2 separate regions of the Mus musculus genome follow, and region 2 is linked to region 1. The links are chromatin loops, found by intact Hi-C in ENCODE. Cell type or tissue: left cerebral cortex. All regions are shown on one strand. Links, peaks and the distances in the headings refer to the core of each region. The heading gives the core; the rest is flanking DNA.

What was found. A loop is a pair of places that touch in the nucleus more often than their neighbours do. Peaks named below come from ENCODE experiments on the same cell type or tissue, not always from the same donor. Only the 100,000 strongest peaks of a DNase experiment are listed, where the experiment ranks them.
Region 2: a loop joins it to region 1, with 4 times the contacts of the local background. A loop is called at or near these places in 9 of 42 quality-filtered maps.

The regions. Positions count from the first base shown.
Region 1 is chr7:49,128,576-49,136,075 of GRCm38, forward strand. All of the region lies in intron 3 of 9130015G15Rik (RIKEN cDNA 9130015G15 gene), which reads right to left. It also overlaps a transcript of Nav2 not described here. Among named protein-coding and RNA genes, the nearest start is that of 9130015G15Rik, 30 kb to the right of the region's middle. In left cerebral cortex, for the core only: a CTCF peak has its summit at 4,351 (motif pointing right); DNase peaks (open chromatin) are centred at 4,393 and 4,648; H3K27ac peaks cover 582 bases.
Region 2 is chr7:49,186,267-49,193,766 of GRCm38, forward strand. It overlaps a transcript of Nav2 not described here. Among named protein-coding and RNA genes, the nearest start is that of 9130015G15Rik, 28 kb to the left of the region's middle. In left cerebral cortex, for the core only: no CTCF peak of the experiment used is centred there; DNase peaks (open chromatin) are centred at 2,623, 3,303, 4,134, 4,991 and 1 more place; H3K27ac peaks cover 3,532 bases.

The DNA.
Region 1 (7,500 bases), core at 1,471-6,470:
CCAGACAGAAGGTAGGTTTGTCACACTGATCCTTTCTACGGAGGGGACTTCACTGAAAAGGATGTTCCCACATTAAGTGAGTTGGGGACACTCAGTGTTGCAGGTTGATCTGTGATGTAGAAATGTCCTATCAGATTGATGCTTTACGACATTGCTGGCCGTACTATTTTGTACTGTTATTTACAGGCGTGTTCTTGAATGCACATGAGCACCATGGGTGCTCCCATGCCACCAGAAACCAGAAAAAGTTTTCAGATCCTCTGGAGCTAGCATTACAGTTGTGAGCCATCAAATATGGGTACTGGGAACTAATGTTGGGTCCTCTGGACGAGCAGCATGTGCCCTTACCTGCTGAGCCTTCCCCAGCCCATAGACTGTGGAACCGTTAAGAGGAACCTGTGATGGTTATACTAGGGCCATGCTACCTATCATGCTCTCTGCTTCCAGTTCCCCTCTGGCATGAGCAGCCTCTGCCTTGGGTGCCCACTAGTGCGCTGATGGCTGGAAACTGAATTTCCCTTGTGGACCGAACCCTTGATTCAGAATGGCTTCTTCCTCCCCGAGGCTGGTTTTGCCATGCATTTTGGTCACAGGAACAAGAAAGCCATTGAAACATTAGGTCAAACAAAACAATAGAGTCCTTGGTGCCTTTAAATGTAAAGGGGTACATCAGCAGGCAGAGGAGACCATCTGCAAGGGCTTCTGGAGAGTTCTTTGTCCACAGATTCTTTCCACTCGGCATAACTGGTAAACTCTGGGTAGACAGGCACCTCATCCACCTTCCCAGCATGACCTTCAGCCTAAGATCAGGCAGGGAGGCATCTCAGATAGCTGACACAGAACAGAGTTCCCCCTTCATGGTTCACTCTGGCCACAATTATGTCTAATTCTACTTCTGTAATGCCACAGCCTGGCCCAGTCAGATATCTGCAAGTGGATAGCCATGCATGACTGGAGTGTCCCTAGAGTCAGCAGAGGGAAACCAGGCAGATCATCAGGGAACAGAGACAATGCTGGGCTCCTCTGTTATTTAGAAAAAAGTCAGGAAATTGCCCTGGTTCCTGCCTACTGAGTCCAACCTTGGTGTAACACATGTGGGGTTCAGGAATCCAGGGCATCCAGCCAACCTCAGCTCTCATCAGCACCAAAGTCTTGGGCGACATTCTCCCTCTGTCATGTCAGTCAATAGCTTAAGAGCACACCAGCCATTGGCAGACTTTGAGGAGCCACTCACTCATCCCTACCCTGTTTAACTGAGATAGATGCTAGAGAAGTCCTGAGATATGAGCTGGTCTGCTGTGACCAAGTTCCCCAGTCTGGAGCTATTCAAAGCTCAGGTCCCCCTGCCTACCACTCACGGAGGTTCTGATGTGAGAACTCCACTCCCTTTTTTGGCCCCATTAGGATCATAGAGGTTAAGAGACTTGAAGACTCCATAGCCAGCCTGTGAGTGTGCCTGGCTTGAGGTTGGCACAGGGTTCCCTAGAGACCTTTCCTCATTGCCCAGGCTGACCTCCCTGGGGAGGACAAAGGGGCCTCCTGGAGAGGTGATCTGAGCCCTCTAATGTCTCTCTGCTCTGAGCTTTCCTTGCCACTGCTCTTTGCCCTACAGAGGAGAGGACCACCCCACCCAGAGACACAGCCACACAGCCTCCACAAAAGCCTCTGCCTCCTCCATTCATTCATTTGTTCTTCCAGCCCATCCCTTAATAGCAGCAATTTTGTGCCCATTTTACTGATTTCTATACAGAGGATAGCTAGTGAAAATAATAACCCTCTGTCAAGTGATGGGTATGGAGCCTGTGCCAAGCCTGTCTCTACTGTCCATTCAGCTATATAGCATCTATACATAGGAAGCCCATAAGGGGCAATTAGAACATCAGCCCTCAGCCCTCTAGGATGGTGGGAAATCCCTTTGGCAATCAGAGTAGCTCTTGGGACCTTCCTATAAGCTTTAGGGCATCACTGGGGCCCTTGCTATCTTTGGCACATCTCTGGGGCCCTGACTGTTTTAGGATGTCTTAAGGGCCTTCTCAGTCTTTAGGACATCTCAGGGACCCTGGCTATCTTTGGGACATCTCTGGGGCCCTCTCAGTCTTTAGGACATCTTTGGGGGCCTTACTGTTTTTAGGACATCTTTGGGGCCCCTCACTGTCTTAGGGCATCTCTGGTGTACTGGCTGTCTTTAGGCGATCTCTGGGGCCTTCTTGGTCTATAGGACATCTTTGAGGACCTCTCAGTCTTTAGGACATCTTTGGGAGCCTTGCTGTGTTTAAGACATCGTTGGGGGCCCTCTCCATCTTTAGGACATCTTTTGGGTCCTGGTGTCTCTAGGAGATCTTTGGGGCCTTCTCTGTCTTTAGGACATCTCTGGAGTCCTGTTGTCTTTAGGACATCTCTGGAGTCCTATCTTTAAGACATCTCTGGAGTTCGGGTATCTTTAGGACATCTCTGTAGTCCTGGTGTCTTTAGGACATCTCTGGGGCCCTCTCTGTCTTTAGGACATCTCTGGGGTCTTGGTGTCTTTAGGATATCTCTGGAGTCCTCTCTATCTTTAAGACATCTCTGGAGTCCAGGTGTCTTTAGGACATCTCTGGGGCCCTCTCTGTCTTTAGGATATCTCTGGGGTCCTGGAGTCTTTAGGACTTCTCTGGGGCCCTCTCAGTCTTTAAGACATCTTTGGGGACCCCTCACTGTTTTAGGACATCTCTGGTGTACTGGCTGTCTCTAGGCAATCTCTGGGCCCTTCTTAGTCTTTAGGACATCTTTGGGGAATCTCTCGGTCTTTAGGACACCATTGGGGGGCCTCTCTGTGTTTAAGACATCTTTGGGGGCCCTCTCCATCTTTAGGACATCTTTGGGGTCCTGGTGTCTTTAGGACATCTCTGGGGCCCTGGCTGTCTATAGGATAGAGCAAAGACGTTAACATAGCCTCTGACTTTGCCAGCCATGCTGAACTTCACCTTACCTCCTCGATTCTTGCTTACTACTTTTCTTCTTTTTCAGCTTCAGGTTTCTGTGGCCCTGGAGCTTGGATTGGGGGTGGATGATAAATCAGCATCAGGACAGGATGCTAAAAAGAAAGCAGAGCCATGCTCTGGTTATGGCCAGCCCAGAGTTGGCTGACCTGAGGAATCTCAGGAAGGAAGGGACCATGTAAAACTGAGTCCCATGTCATATCTGTAAGGGAAACTGTGAGGGGCCCAGGCTGGCAAGAATTCATCAGCCTGAGTCCCCAAATACTGTCCCGGTGAAAACTCAGAGCAAGGCCTGCTAGTGTGTTCAACCTACACAGAGGAGACACTGATTGGCGTCTGGGGACATCAGAGAGCAGAAAGTGAGATGCTAGATACCCAAGATGCTGCGAACTCTTAGGGATCAGGGAGGGAGAGAAGAGGGAGAAGATTGCAGAAGCAGACCAGGGAGAGGAAAATAAAGAAGAGAAGGAAACACACAGTCTGAGCAGAGAGAAGCAACCTGTACAATCCCACAGTCTGGTCAGAGTCCCTTCCTGCTCGCCATCACTTCTGAGGTCCCCTCCTCTCACCTGATATATCTCTGAGCTGCCAGAAGACCAACACAGTCTGGCAGAATTTAAGCACAGAGGGACCCTCCTATGCCAGAGTCAATTACCCACCTGTCCCTCTCTGCATTTGGGCCCTGGATCTTTCCAGATGCCCTGAGTCCCTGTAAAAGCACCCATGGAATCAATACATCAAGGGTGACATTATCCCTGTGTGTACTACAGTGCATATTCCAGGACTTACTGCAGACATGGACCCCCTGGGCCCTGGAAGCTGCATTTTAACAAGCACCATTAGCTATCTACATGTGCTCTGAAGTCACAGAGCCACCACTGAAATGTGTAGCCTCCCTGGCCTAAGGCTTATGTGGCCTCAAATCCCAGCAGTATACTGGCAGTGTGCTGCTTTCCGAATGCTTCAGCTCTGGATTCTGTAGCGATATGGCGAAAGTAAAACCTCCTCAGGGTTACAAGAGAATACAAATCAAGAAAACTCATTGGCATGAGGGAAACAAATCTTCCCCACGAATACTAAGTAAATAAAGAGATGCAGACAAACAAATAAATTAAGCATACATAGTCACCAATCCTGAAATATTAAGCAAATAAATATTAGCTGGTACTATGATATTATTTGGAGCCATTCCCTGTTCCTACTGTCAATATGGCAGTCAATGAGGCTACTGCAAGGCAGCATACAAGAGCCAAGCTTCCAGCCCAGCATCCACTCCTGCAAGGGAGATAGGTAAAGCAGGTAAGACATTCAAGTCCGGCTCACCCACTTCTGCAGGCAGGTTGGGTGGGTGCAATGACAATTATGACCAGAAGAGGGAGGCATAAACACGCGTTTCAGAGCAGAGCTCAGGGATCCTCAGAGTGGGAGGCTCTCTGGGGAGGAGGGGGAGGCTGGGATCAGCATTTGTTCTAGAACCAACACACACACAGCACACAACACACATGCACACACTGTTGATAGTAATATCTGGGGATGTTCACAGGCTGAAAGCTTGTTCCCCCAGGTTGCCCAGAAGCCAGGCTCAGAGCCGCTCCATGAGTCTCTTTCCCGAGGGCTCAGAAGCACCTCGTTAGATTTTATTTTTCACCACCCAGTCTGGCCCTGGCAGGCCGTGGGCAGAGTGCTGGCTGTCGTGCCTTTCTGAGAAGGCTCTTGGCGGAGCTCCAGAGTGGGGGCCTCCTGTTCTGTTTGAAGGAGAGTTGTGGTAGGCACTTCACCCAGCGCTCTCAGAAAACTTTCTTAGCTAAAACAGTTGGAAGGGTGAGGATGGGTGGGGTGCTAGGGTGGACGTGCCTGCCCTCCACTCACCAGTCGATTTTCTAAAAGAGGGGATAAGGTAGCCCATGGCTGGAGTACCTGCTGTGTGTTCCTCAGCACCAGACACCCAGCGCTTCAGAGACCTCCCATAGAGGTGAAGCCTGAGGCTCAGAGAGGTCAGGTGACTTGCCCAGAGCCACACAGCTAGTGAACAACCAAGATGATGGCATTTTCCACCTATTGAGAGCCTAGCATACTTATGGGCACAAAGGTAATCATTGCATGTTTGATTGAGCCTATCTGTAAGTCCAGTAAGCCCTTCTGTCTGCCCTAAAGCCTTCCTTCTGCTCCACACTGCCTCAACCCTGGAAAATGCTGGTCTCCATTCCCCCAACCTTCCAAAGGACTAAAATCCCCATTTATTCCCCCTGGCCTCAGCAGCAGCCTGGTGAGAGCTGTGGCCGTGGCTGGAGGACATTCCTGCTGGTAAATGCCTGTCCTGAAGACCTGGGCGCCTCGCTCGGGATGTCCCAGCAGTGCAAAAGTGAGGAGGGGACACTCTGGTTACACATGTCACCTGGCTATCTGGGACTAGGAAAAGCATATTGTTCAAGAGTGATGAGGTGCCGTCCTCTCCTTCCCACAGAAAGTGGCGCCAGCACAATGAACGTCATCCCCCTTATACCCCAGCCCCCAGCCCTGGGGACACCACTGTAATAAGCCTTGGCTGTGTGCAAGCTCTCACCCTGCCTTGTCATGCAGTCCACGTGGCACCATGCAGACATGTCACTTTCCTTCTGAGGGACTCTCCCTCTCCTGAAGAAATACTACAGGTGCCCTGGTATTCAGTGGTAGCTGAGGAAGAGCCCCTGTGTCTTGTTCTTCTTCTCCTGAGAGCTGGGCTTGACCTGCTCATACTGCGGAGTTCTCTTATAAGTGGCCTGTGGGTGAGGCTTGGCCACTCCCATGCAGGGTAACTAAGGTGGCCATTTGAACTGGCATGTGTTTGGGGCAGGAAAGGGGACTCTAGCCCTTTCCTGAGATCTTCATCCAAATCTTCCAGCGGGGGTGGGGGGGGGAACCTAGCTTGTCTGGAATCCACCTTCACTTTCAGGTTTACCCATAAGCTTGGAAGCTCTGTAAGGACTCCATTGCTAAGATCTACCTGTCCCCCTTGGCAGCCACCACGGCAGGCAGATTGAAGTGTTTGAAAACACCTGGGCATGAGGAAACGTGGCTGGGAGGTGTGGGGGAAGGGTGGCAAAAGAAAGCCCGCCTTGATGAACCTGGGAGACAGTCTCCTGGGTAGCATGCCTAAGGAACTTTGCAGAGCCAGAGAAAGGCTTGGAAAAATCCAGATAACTTGCCATGGTCACCTTAAGGCAGCCCTGGCTCAAGTACGTGTGCTTTCTCATTACTCATAAGATAAGACTTCCCACGTACTACACAGGTACTGTCTCGGTCACTTTTCTTTCTTTTTTTTTTTAATTTTTTTTATTACATATTTTCCTCAATTACATTTCCAATGCTATCCCCAAAGCCCCCCCCCCACTACCCACCCATTCCCATTTTTTGGCCCTGGCGTTCCCCTGTACTGGGGCATATAAAGTTTGCCTGTCCAGTGGGCCTCTCTTTCCAGCAACCCTGTAGGTGCAACATTATGAACTAACCAGTACCTCGGTCACTTTTCTTATGGCACGACCAAGAAGCAGTTTGAGGGAGGTGGGACTTCCTGTGGCTCATGGTATAAGGTGAAGCAGTCTGTCCCAGCAGGGGATGCACAAAGTGCGCCTTTGGTCACCAAGTATCCACAGACAGGAAGCAGAGTGGACAGGAAGTGGGGCTAGGTTTCAAAATCCTAAGGCCATTCCCTAGTGATGCACTTCCTCCAGCACGGCCCCACCTCCTAAAGGTTCCACAAACTTCCAAAAGAGGAGGACCACACTCGGTGGGGGCAGGGCCGGGGGGATGACATCAAGTGTTCACACACAGGAGCCTGTGGGGGACACTTCCACTCAAGCTGTAACCAGTGTGCTGGTTTACTCTGTGGAGGCACACGGTTTGTGAAAGGCACCTACGAGTTCTCTTGCTGCCCTTTTTTAGGCAGTGAGGATTCCTTCCTGGTAAGAAAAAAAATCTACGTCAGAGCCCGGAGAATGGAAAGTTTTTTTTTTTCTGTAATATTTATCCCCGCAAAATAAATATTTCCCCTTCTATCCAGGTCCAGCCTATCTCTGTTGACAGCTTCCCAGGTCCTCCTGAAACATCCAGTCACTCCAGGAACTGGGAGCAGGGTGACCGGGCAACTGGGTTTTTTTGTTTTGTTTTGTTTTGTTTTAATTTTGACTGGACTTCTTGTAGCTTGAGAGGAGGCTGCCAAATGACCCAGTTGATTGACTTGCTGGGGAGGGTGGAGCCATGGCTGGAAAGGGAGAGGAAGTGCTAATGAGCATGATCCTGAGGGAAGACCCAACCCCAAAGAGCCAAACTAAGGCTTTCCACACATGGGGTTGGAGCAAGGTAACCTGTTCCCTGGAGTCAGCCTGCAGACACATCCCCACATTTCCATAAGGGTTCCCTTCAGTCAGCTCTGCTCAGAGGGGTAGATAACATGCCTGGCTTGAGATGAGCAGGCTCTGAAAGGGCATCAGTTCTGAGGGCTCTGCCTCCTGGTCCATGGGATGGACTACTGCCACTGCTCTGT
Region 2 (7,500 bases), core at 1,250-6,249, 57 kb after region 1:
CTGACAATCAAGGTTAGCCATCCAACTCTGGTAGGAGTTCAAGGCTGTAAGAATAGAATAGACTCTCCTAGTCTGGTAACTAATTATCAATAGAGTATGACAAGGAATATCAATGGCTGATGGTGTAAGAAGAGGAACTAACATTTACTGAGCCTTTACTATGTGTGTGTCAGTCACTTGCTACTGGACTCAGAAGCATGTCTCGTGTGATCATGACTACAACTCTTATTGGGTATAGAAAGAGCTATTGCAGCTAAGGAAATGGAAGCACAAAGAGGTCATGTGGTTTGCAGGGTCACACAGCTTATAAACAACAGGACATAAATAGAAAACCCAAATCTGACTCCAATGATCCACTGAGGCTGGGACAGCGGACTTAGATAGGTTTTTCTATGTACCATGGTGTCATTGACAGTCCTACTGGCTGCCAGGACAGTGATATGGCATTGTGCTAGGGACAGCACCTGACCCCAAGCTTGTCTTTAGACCTGAACCCACCTGGATGGTTATCCCACGGTGTTGTAAATTAGGTTAAGTAAGAGGCCCAGGCTTGAGCCTTCAGCCCTGTCAGCAGAAATGCTAATGCCTACTGAGAGAGGCCAGAAAATGCACACCCAGCATCTCTGGGGGTCACCGGAATCAGACATGGCTTGTGTTCTGATGGTCTGCAACTGACCTTGAGGGGCTATGAGAAAAACTGGAGATGTGCGATGGGAAGTCTATCTTTGATACAAATATTCTTATCATTACAACAGGCCCCTTTGTCACAGGCCACAGAGACCCAGCTGGCTGGCTTCCCTGCTTTGGAAATTTTACGCAGATGGGCTTTGGGCAACCACACATGGCAAGCAATGGAGAGAGGTGATGCCTGTCTGACCTGAATCTCTACAGTCCTGGGTGCCGTGTCCCCCACACTGCCAGAAGGGACCTTAGGTTCGGCAGAATTAGAGGGCAGAGCCTGGGGGGAGGGGCTTCCCAGGACGGGTTGTGTCTGAGAATGTTTCCAAGTTGAGGACAGTAGCTTGAGAGGCTTGCGAGAGATCAGCTCAAATTCTCAAACAGCAGCCGTGTTCCAAGCACGTGCTTTTAATTGCATCCAGAGATGTGGAGTAACTTAAAAAAAAAAAAAAAGTCACACTCTTGAATATGGTGGAACCAGGACTTGAACTCAGTTCTGACTTGTTTTGTGGCTCATCTGTCCTCAGACACTGCAGAAAGAAATCCCCACCCCAACTTGTAGACTGCTACAGAGAGGTGGCAGCGATTCTCAGATATGCCAGCTCCTTCTGCACCAAATAGAGGCTGAATGGCACTGGCACTTATCCTTTGGGGCTGTGCATTTAGCTGTGCTGGCTGCTGTCCTGCCGTGGTCAGTGTGCTGAGAGTCCCATTGCTCTGTTGCCAGGGGCATGCAGAAGACACAGTCCTGCTAAGAGCAGGGCTAAGCACACACAAACCTGCACGTTGTATTCCATAGGAAGATGGGTTCCCAGTAGACATAGAGAAGCTGATGTTCTTACTGTTGTCACCAAGGCAAACTGTGGAGGGGGCTTCAGATCATACCCGGGGTTAAATCTCCCCTTTGCTTCCTGTATGGTTCCACCTCTTCCATCCTCCCAAGCCAGCAAGTCTAAACCCCTAACTGCAGGACAAAATCAACCCCTGCTGGACAGCTGGAACCTGGGCCCCTCTTTGCTAACATCAGCATCACCCCCATCCTTATAACCCCATGAGGCAGACAGCATCGGTCTCATCTGTCTAAGGGAGGCCCAGTCGCTTGGCTAGTTTCTGCAACAAGGGATTGGAGCAAGGAACAGGCTTGTACCTGCATCTTTCTGCTCTGAACCTGGACTTGTCGGCAGCCAATCAATTCTTGGTGGGGAGCCTAGCCACTGACACACACAGAATGGGTGGAGAGAGTCCAACCATCTGACCTACCCTTCCTACTATTGAAAGGTTGAGATGAGGGTCTCTCATATGGCTTCCATCCCTCTCTTTTCCAATGTCTGATCCAGAAGTTTGGGAATGCTCACAGATCAACTACTAAGGGCCAGACATGGTGCTAGGACTTCAACATTTGACTGCCCCTCAGTGAGATAGTGGTTGTCTTTTCCTTATATAGAATGACAACCCTGAGATTCAGGTGGCTGGTGAGTTTCCCTGTGAGTGTTCATGGGGCCTCTCTGTTAGGCACTGTGGCTGATGTGGTGTGGCATGTAGATACTAGAGCTGGGCTTATACTCCAGTGCAAAAGCTGACTGCTCACTTTCCAAGAATCCTGTGGGCTACTTTTTAAAGACAGTTATTATTAAAATTTAAATTTTATTGCCTGACAAGTAGATGCTTTTACATTAAAAAATGAAGGTTGTAAATCCCCCAGACTCATCACTCTCAGCGATGTTGTTGCTGCCTGCACCACTGGAGTCGTTCGGCTCTGCTACGGCCCAGGCTAGGCATGCAGATGAAATAGCACATATTGGTTTGCTATGCATAATTCTTTTCAATGTACTCCTCTATGCAGGCACACAGGAGCATGAAATCAGCCACAGTGGGAGGATTTTCTCAGCAGAAGCTATAGATCACAGCTGCTTCGTGGGTCCTGGAGAGAATACAGCCTGAATACTTTGTAGACTGTCCTGCCTCAGACATGTCCTATATCAGCACTGGGCCCAGGGACATGTGTCTGGGCAGTTCACTGGGTTCTTTGGTGGTTGGAGAGACATGAATCTCCCAGGGTCTCTTCCACACAGCAGACATAAAGATGTGCTGCCCAGGTTGAGGGCTGGGACAGGGACTGCAGGAAGCTGGAAAAGGAGAGGAGAGTCCTCCTGGAGAGGTCCTGGAAGGAGCTTGGTGCTTCTGGTTCTAGAATTCTGGGCTCCAAAGCTCTCAACTGTGGTATCTTACCATGGATGCCTTCAGCAAGGAAACAGACCTCCATATGACTGAACCTTTCCAAACTAAGGACTTAGGTAAACAATACCAGCACAGGCAGTTACACAAAGACTTGTTCACCCGTGATTATAGCAGGTTCAATTGCTATAGGCCCAAACTGGAAATAAGCCAAGTGCCCAACAATTAAAAAGTGAATATACTCATTGTTACACATTCAACTGTGAAATACTATCTAGCCATGAATAGGACCAACCTGCAGGCAGGCACATGAGTAACATAAATGAATCTTAAAGACATTATACTGGGAGATAGAAGCCAAGGAGAAAATCTGAATGTAGAATAATTCCATCTGTGCAAAATTCTATAAAAGGGAAATTTAAGCTCTAGGAATGAAAGCTCAGAGAGCCTTTGGGGTAACGGGAACACCTATATCCGGATTGCAGCAGCAGCAGCGACAGAAGCCACACATTTTTAGAAACACTTCCAATGGTGCATTTTATTCTGTGTAAATCAGTGCTTAGTGCAGTTATCCTAAAGAGGGAGATCTGCCTGCTCAGGTCACAAGGGGCCGAAGCATCATTGTCTAAGTCCAAGTCTCGGGGCTCCTGAAATAAACATCTATTCCACTCCATTCTACTGAGCAGGCACATTGTGTGGACCCACTGTAACCCTGGGGAGCTTTTCTGGAAGATGTCCTTCATGGCTATTCTCCAGGGCAGATGGGTTTTCTCGGGGGGGGGGGCAGGCTGTGTGGAGGTAGATTAAGTGGTAGCTAAACTCAGGTATTGTTAGTTTACCAGGCCCCTAAGGGGAAAGAGGTTCGAATGCACATCCCTGGGGTACAGGTGACAAGGATGCCAATACTCCTGGCAAGGCTGTGTGCCATGTTTATAGTGAGCATCTGCTGGAGAGAGTGGCCTTGGACCATTGGGGGTGAGGCTTTTTTTTTCCTAGAATTTAAGAGTGCTTCCCCCACCCTTTACCCTCTGCCTATCAGGCCTTGGTGTCCACATCTACCAAAGAAACATCTTGCATTGGCTTTGAACTTTCATTGTAAAGACGTACTTAGGTAAAGTATGTCAAACGGTGACTGCAACCAAGATGAACGCCCAGGACAAGGATCTTATTGGTAACCTGAGTGATTGAAAAGACCATAGAGGATCCTTCTGGAAACAGAAGCTGGGAAGATGAACCCATCATCTATTTTCATCCTTCCTGGAAGGACAGAGCAGATGGGAGTCCTGGCAGATGCCATCTGTTTCTAAACACCGTTTCTGGCAGGGTGTGTCATGAAACAAAACCAAACATGCCTTTTTCCAATCTCAGAATGATGGAGCTCTACTTGGATAGGTCTTGTGAGGAAGGGTCCTAGGTGCCTGAGTGAAGAGGCAAAGCTGCAGTCTGGGTGGTGAAAGCATCCTGGGACAGAGAAGGATCTTACCCACTAAATCAATGCATGAGCTGAATCTAACATGTTAGCCTATTAAGAGAAGCCAATTGCCAGATATACTGTCTGTGTGCCCTTCTGCTCCCCCCAGCTAATGGAAGCCTTCCTTCAGCATCTTCAACAGGCTCTGGAGTGCTGCCAGAGGGCTTGGAGGGATCTTTGGCCCAATCACAGGCCCCTTGCAGAATTAATTTCTCCTTTCTTACTTTGTTTCATTTCCCCTCATCTTCCAAAGCAATGCATGTGCAAAACAATCACTAGCAGAGACCTGTATGTAACCAAAAGGGGGAAGCAGAGTTTCAGCACCTACCCCCACCAAGTGACTGCTCTGGGCTGCTTTCCTTGCCCAGTCCCACCCCCCCCCCCCGCCCCCTACCCCCAGTGCCCGTTGCTGTTTGTAGTCCTGCTCTTACATCCATGTGTGTCTGTGTTCATGTACAGCCATAGAACTTCCCAGCACAAAGAGAGCCGGACTGTAGCCAGCATTCTCCTTTTCACCAGGTGCCTTCCATGGCAGCACATGGAAATTCACTCCTCTCTCCCTCCAGGCTGCGACATGCTGGGTAATCTGCACAGGCTACAATTTGCTCAGCCATTGAGCATTTGGGGTGTTGCTGTCTCTCTTCAGTCTACAGAACATTGCTTTTCTGTTTGTGAAAGCTTCCAGGGAAGGCTGAGGGCTATCCAGCAGCAAGCTCCAGCCCTTCACAGCCTCTCAGGCACCATCCTTCCTCCACCCCACCGCCACTCTTAGCGACTCCCCTCTCAGCTCAGCCTCTCCTGCCCTTGTCCTTAATAGCATGTGACACTTGGCACAAGAGCTACCAAGCTGAGGAGGAGCTTAGTTCTATCCTTGATGCCTTTCTCTAAGTGCTCTTGTTAATGTTTCGTGATGGATGGCGGAGAAACCTGGGAAATGTACCAGCCTGGATTCTTAAAGTATCTGCGTGCACTGACTTAACGTATTCATTTATTCAGTGTGACAGCAGAGAGAGGAGTGCTGTGAGTGCAGAAACAAGCTTCAGAGGGGAGTGGGGAATAGAAGGGACAGGACTAGCTTCTATTAAGCCTCTCTTAGAGCCAAGCATCTTACCATTCACTGAGCATCGACCTGCCAGGTTGCTGTGAGTATCTCATTTGCATATGAGAAAATAGACATGAATCTGCAGACGACTATAGACACAGACGGACAGAATTGGTAGCAAAACCTACTCCCTCTATGGCTGTGAATTGGATAACATCAATAGCTAATGGTTATGCCTGTGTCCTGGGAGCCAGGCCCCATCCTGAGCTTCTTGTGGGTTCGAATATACTTGTACTTGTGTGAGGGAGTTGACCACAATGACCCCCATTTTACAGACCAGGAACAGAGGCTCAGAGCTTAAGTCACCCCTTAAGTGTGATAAACCCTTCTCTGGCAGGGCTGGGAGCTGAGTCTGGGGAGGCCGCTCCTGGACAGAGCCATCCCACCACCCCACATTTTGCCTAGAGACAATTCAAGGGTGACTAAAGACAAGGGTCAGCAGCCTTGTGCTCCTTTGGGACCCTGGCAGAGAAGGAAGAGAGCAGCAGCTCTCTTGATGCATCTGATAGAGCTGACAGGGGTCATTTTGAGAGACCTGGCTCAGGGTGGCTTTCCCTGCAGAGACTGGGCAGCGTCAACTCGGACTCTCCACATTGCACTCTTCTCAGCCCACAGCTTCAGGCCAGGTGTCTCTCTAAATAGCAAACAGAAATGACAAAACACAGAACCTTGACAGGGGCTGTCAGGACATCCCAGCCTATGAGGAGATGGAAGACTGCAGGTGGTTTGAGGCCAGAGTTGACAATGGAGATGAGCCATCCCCAGGAACACCTCAGGCTGGCTGGTGTGAGGACCTCTCAGGCACAGCTTTTATCAGTAGAGCAGCTAGCTAATCAAGTGTGAAACCAAGGCTTGTGGCCAGGGTGGCTGGCTGTGCTGAAGAAGCAAAAAGGAGGTCACCTGTGCTGAGAGGAAGGGAAACCATAGAGGTGGTTGTGGCAGAGCCTGGTAGGGCAAACCAGGGCTGCAAGTGCACACATTGGGGGGCTGCAGTGAATACAATCAGATGTGCTAGTGTGTCCTCCCTGGCTGTTGATGCAAAGTAAAGGCTGCTGGTAGAAGGAGGAGGAGTAGAAATAGGACAGTCTGGGGCTCCAGCATAACCCATGAACTCATCTGTAGGAGCACTGCTCCAAGGGAGACATGTCTCCTGGACACGTGTGATGGCTCATGTGACAGCTGCAGGTCTGAGATGTGAGTAGGATGTGTGAGCAGGTAGAGCCAATAGCGTTGTGATTTGGATGAAAGGTATTTGAGAAGGAAGAATCAGGCATACTATCCAATGCCACCGAAAGTGGACAGAAAATGGCAGAGGGGCAGGTCATGAGAAAGAAGGGGGACTCGAGAACTCTCTTGGCTTTGATCTAGTTGCCAGAACTTCTAGAAGTCCAAGTGGGACTATGGGAGAGGAACTTGGCGTGGCAGATGCAGGGGTCCAGCCTGAGGTGCAAGTTGAGAACGGTTGAAGCAGAGCATCTCCAGAGCTCACTGTGGCCTTCTAATAGACCTGGAAAGGCAGAAGAGCAGAATCAAGCGGCCAGAATTCCGTTTCTGTGAGTGCTCTTTGTGGTGAGAGTCTGATTCATTTCCACGTTACACTGCAGAGCAGCTAGAAGTCATTTCACGCATCTGGTTCACAAAAATTAAAGAACAAAACAGCAGCACCAACAAGAACCATCACCAGTGGCCCAGAGAAGGTGGGTGGGTGGGTGTTACAGATCTGAACTCAACTCAGTTTTCAGTGCCCATATCTTCCTCTGTTTATGCCACACCAGCTGGCTGTCTCTAAGGCTGTATGTACCTGGAGACATGCCTCTGTCCACATTGTGTCTCCTTCCTACTGTGCTCTGCTACTTTCTGGAAGTGTTCCATCCCTGAAACCTAATAGAGCTAGGACCATATCCACCAAGGAGGTCAGTGATGGCAGCCAGGGCAGGCCAGATGGGCAGGGCCTCAAGAGAAAGGCCCTACTAACACTCCTCACCTCTCAAGGACACAGTCTCTGCGTTTAAACACATTCAGCCATCAGAAGAGCCATAAAAAGACCAGTATTATCTCAATTTGATAGAGGAAT